2 separate regions of the Homo sapiens genome follow, and region 1 is linked to region 2. A link is a loop called in an ENCODE intact Hi-C map of the cell type or tissue named here. Cell type or tissue: endothelial cell of umbilical vein. All regions are shown on one strand.

What was found. Peaks named below come from ENCODE experiments on the same cell type or tissue, not always from the same donor. Only the 100,000 strongest peaks of a DNase experiment are listed, where the experiment ranks them.
Region 1: a loop joins it to region 2, with 5 times the contacts of the local background. A loop is called at or near these places in 2 of 110 quality-filtered maps.

Annotation. Positions count from the first base shown.
Region 1 is chr1:92,481,339-92,483,838 of GRCh38, reverse strand. It overlaps GFI1 (growth factor independent 1 transcriptional repressor), which reads left to right. Exons shown (of 7, transcript NM_005263.5): 2 at 253-466; 3 at 793-975. The coding sequence starts at 352. Among named protein-coding and RNA genes, the nearest start is that of GFI1, 4.3 kb to the left of the region's middle. RefSeq lists silencers at 118-247, 1,368-1,457 and an enhancer at 132-731. In endothelial cell of umbilical vein, no CTCF peak of the experiment used is centred here; no DNase peak of the experiment used is centred here; H3K4me3 peaks cover 493 bases; H3K27me3 peaks cover 2,409 bases.
Region 2 is chr1:92,817,046-92,819,545 of GRCh38, reverse strand. No RefSeq gene overlaps it. Among named protein-coding and RNA genes, the nearest start is that of RPL5, 14 kb to the left of the region's middle. In endothelial cell of umbilical vein, a CTCF peak has its summit at 984; no DNase peak of the experiment used is centred here.

The sequences.
Region 1 (2,500 bases), 340 kb after region 2:
AGGGGCCTGAGACAGGGCCCCGGGACAGGTTTTACCGCTGAGCTGTGTCAGTGGCGGCGGCGGCAACGACGGCGGGTTCGCGCCACCTGTCCAAGTGCCACCTGGTAAGCGCGGCGCAGCAGGGTCAAGCCCCTCCTCCCGTGGGCCCTCTGCGCGCCTCCCTGGCCCGCGCTCTCCCTCCGCCTGGGTGCCCAGTCCGCCGCACCGGAGAGTACTGACCCACGTCTCCACCTGGTTTTCTTTCCCTCTCAGGTCTCCTCCGGGCTGGGGCTGAGCAAGCCCTCGGAGTGACCGTGGGTGACAGCGGCTCCAGGGACTCTTGGGGCGCAGTGGGGAAAGTGCCGGACCACCATGCCGCGCTCATTTCTCGTCAAAAGCAAGAAGGCTCACAGCTACCACCAGCCGCGCTCCCCAGGACCAGACTATTCCCTCCGTTTAGAGAATGTACCGGCGCCTAGCCGAGCAGGTGCGAGGCGCGCGCGGGCCAGGCGGGGCTGCTCCCCCGGATGCCTACTGCACCTCGGCACACCATTAGTCCGGAGCTGGGAGGGGCTGCCCCAACGTCCCTTTTGCTGCTGTTTTTGTTTCCTACTGTCCTGGTTCCTCCGGGTTTGTCTCCTAGGTGCCATGGCCTCTCTGCGCCTGCCCTCGGATCCGAGAGGGTTCCCGGCCGGGGTCTGGGTGGAGAGGGGAAGACGCTCGGCTGCCCTGGTCGGGGGATTGGGGGAGCCTTCAGCACCCTCAGACTCAACCGGTCCCAGCCTGAGCCCCTCACCTGCCTCCTCTTTGCAGACAGCACTTCAAATGCAGGCGGGGCGAAGGCGGAGCCCCGGGACCGTTTGTCCCCCGAATCGCAGCTGACCGAAGCCCCAGACAGAGCCTCCGCATCCCCAGACAGCTGCGAAGGCAGCGTCTGCGAACGGAGCTCGGAGTTTGAGGACTTCTGGAGGCCCCCGTCACCCTCCGCGTCTCCAGGTAGGAACCCACTGGGAACCTCTTGGGCGGGAGCTGCAGGGACCCGGCAGTGCTGGGGGGGAATTGGCGCGACCTTGGGCGTAGAAATGCTAACGGGGAGTTGGAGAGTCTTTCCGGGAGAAGGGAGCTGATTCGTAGGGGAAGGAGGCATCCGGCTTCTCTGGGACTTGGACAGCTTGCCCGCTGGGGCTGCTGCCTCCATCCCAGGCGGCAGGACCCTAGCTGCTTGTCGCTTAGATTCGTTTGCGCGGAGCTGGCCAGTGACGGAAAACAAACCAGTCGTTTCGACTGGCGGCAACGCTGACCTTTCATTTTCTGACCAGACCTGACTGTTTTATAAAGTGCTAGGATCCTGCAATCTAGACCCCCAAACCTCAAACAGAGAACAGGGCAGAACGGGCCAGGCAGAGGAGCTAGGCGCTGGGCGGCAGGGAGGGGGCAGGACGAAAATCTCAGCCCGCGGCTTGGTCTTCACAGGCGCAGATTGGGGGCCTGTTTCATTTTTCGTTTTGCCGGGTTAACCTAGCCTCAGGGGCCTGCTCTCTGGGTTTCATTTCCAGCGAGCAATCCAGCTTCAGGCAAACTAAGTGACCACACGTTGGGTGGGGGCGTCTCGAGTCCCGGCCGGGGGAAGGAATGAGCAGACCAGCCGGATTCTGTCAAGGGCCGGTTATATCCAGAATATGTTTGCTAGTTTTAGAAGATACCACCACCCGTCCCACAATCAGTGAGTTGACTTGGCGAAAACCATAGCTCCAGCAAGTGTGTCTGGGAGCCGGCGGCGGGAGGATTCTTCCTGCCAGGGCGTCAAGTGGCCAGACAAGGATTGGGCGCGCCCCGAACCCCTCCGAACGAAACTCCGGGTACAGCCTCTCACTGAAGTGGCCAGCCTGAACTGGAGTGTTGTGCGCACACACACACACACACATTTGTAAATGCCGTATGCACTCACATGCGTTGGGGTCACTAGTTTTAGCAAAATTCACGTGGGTGGGGGCGTAGCAGGCCGAGAATTCAGAGCTGTCTCCTTGCAGGTGGTGGCTAAACCTTATGAGTTATAGTTATTCTCTGAGAAATTCAGGTTCCCCGCCTCCATCAAACTGTAACAGGAATGGGGAGTATTTGGCTGTCAATTTAAGCCCAAAAGCCCCTTTCCTGCTGCTCCTTTGCTACGTACACTGGGCACTTAACTTCGTGAAATCTTAATACCTTCGGGTTTATTCAGACAGCAGCCTTTCGGGTAGTTCGGGGCCGCATTTATGGACCTTCTCCCTCCTTCCTCTTGGATTCTGGGAAGAAAAAGAATTGAATGGGAACATGTAGGGGCTGGGAGAGTGCCTGCGCTGGTGGCTGGACCCTTCCGCCCTTGAGTGCTGTGAGGGGCCGAACGGCCGCCACCTTCTCCTTCTTAACAGCTCAACTACGGGCATTTATAGATGCGCCCTTCCCTGTAGGATCTCCAGGTGCGCGGGTCCAGCCAGAAAAGATCCTCGGAACGCCGAGCGCCTCCGCTGCACTCGCACAG
Region 2 (2,500 bases):
AGAGATGGAATCTTGCTATGTCGCCCAGGCTGGTCTCAAACTCCTGGACTCAAGCAATCCTCCCACCTCCCAAAGTGTTGGGATTACAAAGTGTAAGCCATTGCATCTGGCCTTTTAAATTTTTTTGTAGAGACAGGATCTTGCTATGTTGCCCAGGCTGGTCCCGAACTCCTGGGCTCAAGTTCTCCTTCTGTCTTGGCCTCCCAAAGTGTTGGGATTACAGACGTGAGCCACTGAGCCTGGCCTTCTAGTTTTTTTTTTTTTTTTTTTTTTAGACAGGGTCTCACTCTGTTGCGCAGGCTGGAGAGCAGTGGTGCGATTTCAGCTCACTGCAATCTTTTCCTCCAGGATTCAAGCGATTCTCCTGCCTCTGCCTCCCAAGTAGCTGGGATTACAGGCACATGCCATCACGTGAACCCAGCTAATTTTTGTGGGTTTTTTCTTTCTTTTCTTTTTTTTTTTTCTGAGACAGAGTCTTGCTCTGTCACCCAGGCTGGAGTGCGATGGCACAATCTCAGCTTACTGCAACCTCTGCCTCCCAGGTTCAAGCGATTCTCCTGCCTCAGCCTCCCAAGTAGCTGGGACTACAGGCGCACACCAGAACGCCTAGCTACTTTTTGTATTTTTAGTAGAGACAGAGTTTCGCCATTTTGGCCAGGCTGGTCTCGAACTCCTGACCTCAAGTGTTCCCCCCACCTCGGCCTCCCAAAGTGCTGGGATTACAGGCATGAGCCACTGCTCCCAGCTTAGTTTTTGTGTATTTTTATTAGAGACGGGGTTTCGCCATGTTGGCCAGGGTGGTCTCGAACTCCTGACCTCAGGTAATATGATGTCCTTGGGCTCCTAAGGTGCTGGGATTACAGGCATGAGCCACCAGGCCTGGCCTCTAGTTTTATTTGAGGTGTTTTGTTGTTGTTTTGTTTTGTTTTGACAAATAGAGATTTGCAGTGGATTAGGGGTAATTTGGTCTTGCTTGCAGTGCTTCTACTCACCAGAAGGAGGAGTGTGGCCAGCAAGCTGCCAGAAGATGAAGCTGTATTTCTAGGGGCAGAAAGAAAATTGGGAAATGAACAAATGACCTACTTCTTTCCATCTAAGTATACCTGAAGAAGGGTGCAGCTACTGGCTACTGGCCTAAAATTTGGGAAGGGAAGGAGGATATTGGTGAAAGCCTGGGAGAAGCTTGCCAAGATTCATCTGTTTCCAGTAACAGAGGGGCAGGAGCAGGTGAGTTTGAGTTTGTGTGTTTGTGGGTGTTTGGGGCAATGCCTCAGAGAGAGAAGGCGGCTAATGACAGGGTCATTAGATGTCAGTAAGTGACTTTGCAATTCAAAGTGTTGCTATCCTAAAACCAGGAAGTAAGCACAGGACCTCATGGATTGTACACAGGTCATATTCATGTGCACTTCTGAGTTTGGTCCAAAAATATGGTATAACCTGTATGTGTTCCACAACTGTCTTTTGCATTTTGTCCTCTATAATACATAAATGGCCATTCTTCCTTCAGCTATGAAATTGATTTTACCTCCTAGACCCACTACCTCCTAATTCTTGCCCCTCTCTTTAACCCATGAATCCTTGCTGCCAGTCTTTGGTTGAGACAAAGACCAGCCTTGGGTGGGGACTCCTTTTTTCAAGAATGTCTGAGGCTATCAGTAGTAGTGAATTTATATATTCTCAATACCAAAAGGGGCTGAAACAATTCTTGGATGGCTTCAAGTTTGAAACCAACAAGTCAGAAAGACTCCAGACCATTTCAGCCCCCAGGGCCATGGGTAGCACCAAAGGAGAGAATGGGCTTTAGTATCCCTACAGTCTTCATTAGCACCCCCATCATTGATACAGACGATTAGTATTTTCTCAATTTTTATAAAGTGCTATGTACATGCACCTTCAAGACCTGTTCTCTCACCCTACCTCTCCACCTAGAAAGCTGCTGTATGCTCCTGCTGTGTAAAAATCCTAAAGCTGTCCCTGGTTGGTCATCTGCAACGACCCATAACACTTGGCTTCCTGGAGTAGGTGCAATTGAGATTCTTTGAACTTTGCCCAATTTTAAGTGTAACACAACCAGTGTAGTTGCAGTATTTACATTGGAAAAACAGGTTCTGATCAGCATTAGTATGGGCAAAGTGGATATAGTTTTAACTTACTTACTAAACTAGAATGTTTGCCTTTAGATCACCATGTGTACTTTCTTTGGTCATTTATTGCTGAAGTAATCATTAAACCTTGGTGTTGTCCCCATCATAGATTAAGTAAAGGCCCAGGCAAGAAAATCTCTAGATGATTTTTTCCTTTAAAACCCACCCAATTTAGAATAATTTTTCATTCACCAATAATTTTTCATTCACCAAAAGTAGAAACTTAACATGACTTCCTAGATGAGACTTTTTAAATTTTACTGTCACCATTATTTACACACTTGTTGAAGAATATAGAATAAGTCCTCTTTTCCAGAATAAAATAAGCTTTTTTTTTTCTATAATAGAATAGCTAT